2 separate regions of the Homo sapiens genome follow, and region 1 is linked to region 2. A link is a loop called in an ENCODE intact Hi-C map of the cell type or tissue named here. Cell type or tissue: natural killer cell. All regions are shown on one strand. Links, peaks and the distances in the headings refer to the core of each region. The heading gives the core; the rest is flanking DNA. Region 1 overlaps ITPKB (inositol-trisphosphate 3-kinase B). Region 2 has its middle 59 kb from the start of ITPKB.

Region 1 (4,385 bases), core at 194-4,193, 87 kb before region 2:
TGCCTGTCTGGGCTGCCGTGGGTGTGTCTGGCCCAGTGGTAGGAGGATGTCCAGTGTCTGGCCTCTCCAGGTCTCCGATGGGTCTAGGAATGTCTGATGTGCATTTTATAGTAACAGACAAGAAGTGGCTAACACTTAAAATGTATGGGTGGGGTGGGTGTCACTGCGGTCCTGGGACACTTGGAAACTATGCAGCAGGCTGTGGAGGGGACTAGGGTAGAGGCAGGCACAGTGGCTCCTGACATCCAACTTCCCCCCAACAAGAACTTCCTAGGTAAAGCAGAAGACGTGATACTTCCCTGACCTTCCTTTGTCTAAATATGAAACTTCCATGACTGGGGACCAACGGTGAGAAGCGGCAGTGGGCAGGGCCTAGCCCTCACCTGTCCCTGTCTACAGGCCCACCTGACCTGCAATTAGGTTTCCTCACTGTCATTCTCTCTTGGGCCATGTCTTACGGCATGATACTCCTGCCCAAGGACAGTGCTTAACTTGTTTGGTGCAGCACTATCTCCCTGCTTGAAGAGAGTCCCTTAGTAAAGCTTGCTGATGAGAGCAGAGCCTCATTTCTTGCAACCTTGCTTTATGGTTCCCTGTCTAGTATCCTGACAGCATCCTGCCTGGGGCCAGCACTAGCTCATAACTACCTGGGAAGAAATCACTCCCTAATGGGAAGATTCACAACCCACCCACCACAAAATTCAGCCACATCCCAGTGACAGATAAATCTGTCTTCCCTGCCCCTGTCTCCTCTCCCCTGACTCACGGCCTCCTTCAGAAGGTGCCGTGCTAACAGGTAGCATTGGAAAAGAAGTCTGGGGTGGGGCAGCTGGTGATTGGCTGGTGATAATGTCCCTCAGAAGAACAGAAAGGGGGAAACAAATGGAAGCACCTGTGTTCATGGTGAGCCCTTTTAACTAGTTATTTCTTTTTAGAAACGGGAGACAGAAAATAAACAGAAACTGCAGATAGCAATGAAGTAAGCAAGTAGGGGCCAGCTACGTAAGTTTCAGGGCCCAGTGCAAAGTAAAAATGCAGCGCCCTTGTTCAAAAAGCAGGAAAAAAGTGCCATAAAACGTACTAAAATAAACCGTTTCCTTCCTTTCTTCTGCAGGGTTTCTCTCAACTTGATACAGTGTTTCTTATTTGCTGTTTAATGAGTGCAGAGTCTCACAAGATGCTGGGATCCCGCCCCTTGACTCTGGCCACTCTTAAGCGTCTACTGCCGTCCTCTACCAGGTGCTGGGCCAGGAGCAGAGAGGTCCCCTCTTCCCACACACCTGCCTGGGCAGACCCAAAGCGATTACACACTCATGCTGGGACACGCTTGGTATTTGGATCTGGAGTGAGCTGGATTCTCATGCAGTTGTCCACTTTTTGGCCCTGCCAGCCTGGGGTAGGGATGGCCACCACACCCTGCCTTGGGACACCAGTGACGCCAACTCTATCCCTCCCTGAACCTTCACCCAGGCCCCTGATGGGATCAGAAGAGTCAGTAGTTGCCAGGGGTGGGGAGAAGGAAGTCAGGTGGGACTGGAGCCCAGAGAATTCATGCTTCATTGTCCCACTGGACTTCACTTACAAACACCAACTCAAAGAATTATTAAGAATTTCAAGGCAGCAATGGGCCAGGCATTCAACCCCAAAAGCAGGGCCCTTCTGAGCATGCGGCCTGTGCAACTGCATTCATGAAGCTGGCCCCACAGGTAATAGTGCTTATTAAGAGACATCTTATTAAGACATTCTTATTAAGAAAGAATGAAAACAAAGCCAAACAAAATGCACAAGATTCTCCAATTAACTGAGGGTGCTCAGTCAATTGGGTGCTCATAAATAGGACAAAAAAAATGAAAATTCTTCACTTAAAAAAATTTGGCCAACACCATGTCCAAGCTGACAGGACATTTCTCAGCCTAACATCCTCTACCTCCTTCCTACTCCACCTCCCCAAAATCCTTTGACTCCAGTTCGATATCCTCTTGAGATGTTGCCAAGGTAAATAATTCCTTGCAGTGGTTCCTAACCAGATGCAGTACCTGCCTCCAGCCCTAGAGGGTGTTTTGAAAGAGAGAGAGAGAGAGAGAGAGAGAGAGAGAGAGAGAGTGTGTGTGTGTGTGTGTGTGTGTGTTGTGTATGTTGCACAATGGCAAATAGTGCTCCAAGGCCCAGATGCCCAGATGCTCAGTGACCTTCAGTGTGCTGGACAGTCCCAAACAATGGGGATCGTCCGACCGAAAATGACAATCATGGGTTGTTTGAAAAAACTACCCAGGGAAATTGCAAGGAACCAACGCTTAAATGGAAACCTCCCAACCTGGACCTCCCATCATTTGTCCTGGCGATGACGAGTGCTGAACAGAAGTTCCTCAGGAGTGTTGCCCATCCCCATCCCCTCTGGAGTTTGAGCTGAACCCACTAGGGTGTCTGCTCATACTTAGCATCCCTCACCACCGTGTCCATCCCTGACCCAGAGACTCCATGTTAAAAGGCAAAAGGGGGAAGATGAGGGGCTTCCCTGTAGGCTGGTACCATGTTGGTCCCCAGCTCAGCTAGTGGGAAGCTCACTAGGGTGAGGTTGGGCATTTGCCTGGACATTTTTATTCTCCTCCCTGTTCTGCAAAAGGCCTCCCTGCGGGGAAGGTTTTCTCTCTCAGAAGGCGTCCCTCACCCTGGCCTCAGAGCTCCGGGAGAAGGGCTTCAGGAAATGTTCTCCCCGGTGGTGTACAGTAAGCCGCGAGGGTGGAAACTTAGCAAGAGTGAGATAATAGTCTTAGTTTTATATATAGCACCTGTGTCTTCCGGAGACCTCAGAGCATGGGGTAAGGGCAGGGTTTAAACCACCTTCCCACCGCACGAGAGATGGGCAGGGCTCACTGCGAGGCAACCCCTCTCTCTGAGTCCTGCTGCTGCCCCCTGTCCTGGCAGCCCAGACCCCCTTCCTGGGAACTGGCAGGCCCTCGTGAGGTCCATAGCCATCTGGCTCCCCAGCCTTCGTGGTCACTGCAGGCACAGTCCTGATCCTAGGATACGTGAAGGGTAAGTGGGTGTTCATAGCTACTCCACCTGAATGGACAACTGACAAGGTGAAGAAAGCCGAGGCTGTGTGCGCCACTGACAAAGGGCCTTCTTTACTCAAATTCCCAGAGCCTGGGCACTTGCAAACACTTCCTACATAGCTGTATGCAACATGCCCATTTTACAGCCGGGAAACAAAGACGTTGAAGGGAAGGTGGTCACCGTGAAGGGAGCGCTCGGCTGGAAGGAAGTGGGCTGGCATTGCCCTAGCCCTGCACTCCCTGGACGGCCTGTGACCTTGTTCAGGCCCGTCTGTCTGTTCTGGCCCTGAGCATTAAGGCTCCTCTTAAATTATCTGGTCCTGTGTTTCCTGCTTAAGCACCCAGAAGGGCAATATTGCTCTCCGAAGGAGAAAAGAACAATACAGATTGCAGGTGTGAAAATATTAGCGTCCCGGTGCATCACGGAGCACCCTGAGTGTCTGCTTGGGGAGGGAGGAAACACACAACCCAGATTAAGCAGCTATCAGCAAACCACAGGATGGTCAGTAACGCTCACGCAGCTGCACACAACTTCCATCGCACCCCTCCAGTGGGTGTACGCATGTGCCCACCCACACTTATCTACACACCCACATATCTACACCCATACATGCATGCATGCACGTAAACACACACTGCACACTTACCCATATACACACATGCATGCACACACACATACACACGTGCATATGCGCAAATAAATATACACACATATACACACACATACATACACACTCATGCTCCGCTAAGACACCAGAGGTGAGGAGACTCCGGACCCAGCTGGCTATTCGACCTCTTCGCATTTCTAGAATGCCCCCGCCCCCGGTTCCCAGACGGCTACTAATTCTGCCTTCCTTTGAGTTGCTGCCTGTGTCCCCTTCCTCCCACTCCCACATTTACCCTGGCTTCCTACACACCATGGGGCGAAACAGTTCAGAAATAGAGTGGAAACCAGGTTTGGAGAGAACACTTTATTAGGGAGGGAAGTGGCAAACAATTGCTATTTTTATTTTTGTTTCTCTAAGGCCTCTGTGCCCCCTCTGTCAAGGGGCGACAAGGACGGCGTCCTCCCCACAGGTTTCCGGTGTCATCCCGTTTTAGATCCACTACGGCCAGGCACCCTATCTCCTCACCCCAGGGCCAGGGCCAGAGTCGTGGTCTGGAGGAATTTCTAACAAGGAGAATGCTCCTTGGTGTATAAGGAATTTGTTCGGGGTTTACTAAAATCATCCAGAATGTTCTCAGTCGCTACTGTTGGCATCTCTTCGCTCTCAGACTCAGCCCCATAAATTCAGAGTTCACGAAGGACACCCTCCTGCTGCTTGACAC
Region 2 (4,385 bases), core at 176-4,175:
TGGGCTTAAGCGATCCTCCCACCTCTGCCACCTGAGTAGCTAGGACAACAGATACACCACCATGCCCAGCTGAGTTTTGTTTTTTGTTTTTAATTTTTGTAGAGACAGGGTCTTGCTATGTTGCCCAGGCTGGTCTCAAGCTCCTGGGCTCAAGCAGTCCTTCTGCCTCAGCCTCCTGAAGTGCTAGGATTATAGGCATGAGCCATCATGCCCAGCTCCTATTGCCAATTGTCTTAAGGTTAAAGAACTCTGTCTAGCTTGGCCCTCCTGGGGGATCTCACTTCTCCCAGGGTCTCCACTAGCCCATATGGCACCTTTGGTGCAGATTTTTAAAAGGTGGCTCTTGCTGGGCGTGGTGGCTCACACCTGTAACCCTAGCACTTTGGGAGGCTGAGGCGGGTAGATCACAAGGTCAGGAGATCGAAACCATCCTGGCCAACACGGTGAAACCCCGTCTCTACTAAAAATACAAAAATTATCTAGGCGTGGTGGCAGGTGCCTGTAATCCCAGCTACTCAGGAGGCTGAGGCAGGAGAATTGCTTGAACCTGGGAGGTGGAGGTTACTGTGAGCCAAGATAGCTCCACTGCACTCCAGCCTGGCAACATAAGGGAGACTCTGTCTCAAAAAAAAAAAAAACAAAAAACAAAAAAAACAACAAAAAAAAGGTGGCTCTTCCAGCCTTTGACCAGGGCATACAGCTTGGGGACCCAAGCTCAGGTTGAATTTCAGTCCCTAATTCTCTGCTTTCCTGTTTTACCTCCGCAACTAGACCACATCTGTCCGGAGCAGAAATTTTCATCTTTTTTGTATTTTGATTCTCACAGCTGTCAACTAAGCCCTGGACACAAGGCACAGTATCTTCCTGGGGATAGATATGACCAACTGACTGATTCTTTTTTTTTTTTGAAATGGAGTCTCACTCTGTTGCCCGGGCTAGAGTACAGTGGTGCGATTTCGGTTCACTGCAACCTCTGTAACCTGTGTCTAAGCAATTCTCCTGCCTCAGCCTCGCTGGTAGCTGGGATTACAGGCACCCACCACCACGCTGGGCTAATTTTTTGTATTTTTAGTAGAGATGGGGTTTCACCATGTTAGCCAGGATGGTCTCGATCTCCTGACCTCATGATCCACCCACCTCAGCCTCCCAAAGTGCTGCCATTACAGACGTGAGCCACCACGCCCAGCCAATTTTTGTATTTTTAATAGAGACAGGGTTTCGCCATGTTGGCCAGGCTGGTCTTGAACTCCTGATATCAGGTGATCCATGCACCTCAGCTTCCCAAAGTGCTGGGATTACATGCGTGAGCCACCGTTCCCAGCCTGACTGATTCTTAAATGACAGCAGCTTTCAGTGGAATCCTGTTCAGCCTCCACATGTGCTCTTGGAAAGTATTCACCCAACCGGAACACCACAAGACGTCTTGGAGTTTCCAGGGCAGTCCTGATTTTGAATCTTTGAATCTCACTGTCTAACCATCATCATGGAAAACTTTCTCACTGCCTTAAGGCCTCCATTTCTCCATCTGCAAAGTGGGAGGAATAGCTGGGCACTTTGTATACAGACAACTGGGAAGAGAGGACAAATCAGGGCACATTGAAACCTTCAGTGGCTGAGGGGACACAGGAGGAAGATGCGTGGTGGAGAGAAGGAGGAGGTAATGGGTCCTGTCTCTCCTGATCTTCACAAGGAGGAGGTAATAGGTCCTGTCTCTCCTGATCTTCACAAGGAGGAGGTAATGGGTCCTGTCTCTCCTGATCTTCACAAGGAGGAGGTAATGGGTCCTGTCTCTCCTGATCTTCACAAGGAGGAGGTAATGGGTCCTGTCTCTCTTGATCTTCACAAGGAGGAGGTAATGGGTCCTGTCTCTCCTGATCTTCACAAGGAGGTAATGGGACCTGTCTCTCCTGATCTTCACAAGGAGGAGGTAATGGGTCCTGTCTCTCCTGATCTTCACGAGGAGGTAATGGGTCCTGTCTCTCCTGATCTTCACAAGGAGGAGGTAATGGGTCCTGTCTCTCCTGATCTTCACAAGGAGGAGGTAATGGGTCCTGTCTCTCCTGATCTTCACAAGGAGGAGGTAATGGGTCCTGTCTCTCCTGATCTTCACAAGGAGGAGGTAATGGGTCCTGTCTCTCCTGATCTTCACAAGGAGGAGGTAATGGGTCCTGTCTCTCTTGATCTTCACAAGGAGGAGGTAATGGGTCCTGTCTCTCCTGATCTTCACAAGGAGGTAATGGGACCTGTCTCTCCTGATCTTCACAAGGAGGAGGTAATGGGTCCTGTCTCTCCTGATCTTCACGAGGAGGTAATGGGTCCTGTCTCTCCTGATCTTCACAAGGAGGAGGTAATGGGTCCTGTCTCTCCTGATCTTCACAAGGAGGAGGTAATGGGTCCTGTCTCTCCTGATCTTCACAAGGAGGAGGTAATGGGTCCTGTCTCTCCTGATCTTCACAAGTGAACCGAGTTTACCACAGGAACTGTGAGCAGTTGGGGCCTACTGCTCTGGGGAGAGCGCCTCTCACCAGTGTGGCCCTTATCTGTTTGCAAGAGCCGCCTCCTTCCTGGGCCCCAGCCACCTGTGGTTGACTGAAGCTCTCAAATGAAGTTTGACCCAACCACACAACACCCAACCTGAACACCACAATAGGTCTTGGATTTTCCAGGGCAGTCCTGATTTTGAATCTTTATCTCACTGTCTAAAAATGGTATGTTCCAGTTCAGGGCCCAAAAACCTGATCAGCTGCACACTGGGAGTCCTAGGTGAGAGGTTAAAGTGGAGACCTTGCCTTGTTTCTCACTGGCACCCCAGGCTCCCGCCTCTGAACTGTGCCACATGGGAGCACCTCTCCTGCTGCTCCTCCGTTTCCTGAGCCTGGCGCCTGCCCTCCCACTGTCCCAGGACTCATCTGACCGTCATGCCAATGGCGGGCTCACTGGGGTCTCGGGGAGATCAGGCCTTCACTGTCTAATTCATCAGGGACTAGCAGTGGGATGTGGGTTGGGGATGTTTTGGGGTGGACGGGTCTTTTGATGGGTGGCACTCAGGTCATGTCAGAACAGGGGCTGAAGGCAGGTAGAGGCAGGAGAAGCCCCGCTTCCCTCGGCATCCTGCGTGGGTGAACAGAAACAGGAAGCAGAGGAGTGTGACGGGGTTGGAGACACCAGAGCACAGTGTGATGTGATGGCTGCTCTGCGGCTCGTCAATACTGAATCTTCCAAGGGGGCCATTTCCTCATCTATACAAAGGGCCCGTAACTGGACAGGATGTGTGCTGAGTGGCTGCCCAGCTGCGGCTCCTCTCCGAGAACACCAGCCCCTGGCAGTTTCCTGAACGCAGTGACCCCGCTGCGTACCTGTGACCCCACCCCTGACCAGGCCTGGGAGCCTCTTCTGTCTGAGGCAGCCCTGTGGGAGCTGGCAGGAGGAGAGACACATGGAGGGGACTTCTGCGGCTGAGGGACAGCCAGGAGAAGGGCAGTGGGGAAACTTGTGAGTAAGCAGAAGCCACGAGGCAGGGCGAAGGCGCGTGAAGACAGAGCCGCAGGGGCACAAGGAGCAGCTGCAGACGCTGCAGGGTCCCTGGGAAACTGAGTCACGCCTTGGGCACAGTCACTCCGTGGGGCACAGCGTGGGCACTGCTTCTGAAGGCACACCTGCTGCTGTGGGATCCTGAACAACACTCCAGTTCTCCTGAAGATCTGATTGTCTTGATGCCAAACTGATTTCCAGTGTTGCTTTACTTCTAGTTTATCCCTACAATTGTGCTCCCCGGCCTGTGGGGACCAGCATTGATCTCTGTCCCTTGCAACCTGAGACAGTCAACAACTGGTCTCAGTGGTTCATCTGAACCCACTTTACAGAGGAGAAAATAGAGTCATAGAGGTCTGTGTCCAAGGTTGTGGCTGGTAAGTGCTGGAGCCAGGATTGATTCCAGCTTCTTTCCCACTATACCCAGGTATTATTGCTGAAAAAAAGGGAAACCTAGAATGTTATGCCTACAGGGTAGGCGTGAGCTCCCGCCATGGCCGGAGTTCCAGCTGTGTCCTGGTTCTCATCACCCAGACACGCTTTGAACCTGAAGGTGGAAAGTGGAAAAATGCCAAACTGGTTTGAGAAGAAAGGGGGAGAACGTCAAGTGGAAAATATTCTGTTCTCTGCCTCATCATTAGAAGAAAGGAAAGGGGTGTGTGTCTCATTTTTCTTAACAAAAGCAACACAGGAAGAAAACTGTTTATTAAACCAGGCATAGTGGCTCAGGCCTACAAACCCAGCACTTTCGGAGGCCGACGCGGGTGGATCGCTTGAGCCCAGGAGTTCGGGACAAGCCTGAGCAACATGGTGAAACTCTGTCTCTACAAAAAAACTAAAAAATTAGCTGGGCA

The links. Peaks named below come from ENCODE experiments on the same cell type or tissue, not always from the same donor. Only the 100,000 strongest peaks of a DNase experiment are listed, where the experiment ranks them.
Region 1: it touches region 2 in a loop (2.2-fold over the local background); 1 of 110 quality-filtered maps calls a loop at or near these places.

The regions. Positions count from the first base shown.
Region 1 is chr1:226,709,341-226,713,725 of GRCh38, forward strand. All of the region lies in intron 2 of ITPKB (inositol-trisphosphate 3-kinase B), which reads right to left. Among named protein-coding and RNA genes, the nearest start is that of ITPKB, 28 kb to the right of the region's middle. RefSeq lists enhancers at 2,370-2,419, 2,610-2,669, 3,030-3,109, 3,610-3,679. In natural killer cell, for the core only: CTCF peaks have their summits at 2,044 and 2,249; DNase peaks (open chromatin) are centred at 826, 2,041, 2,761 and 3,411; H3K27ac peaks cover 1,820 bases.
Region 2 is chr1:226,795,955-226,800,339 of GRCh38, forward strand. No RefSeq gene overlaps it. Among named protein-coding and RNA genes, the nearest start is that of ITPKB, 59 kb to the left of the region's middle. RefSeq lists an enhancer at 3,354-3,403. In natural killer cell, for the core only: no CTCF peak of the experiment used is centred there; DNase peaks (open chromatin) are centred at 2,577, 3,147 and 4,117; H3K27ac peaks cover 1,515 bases.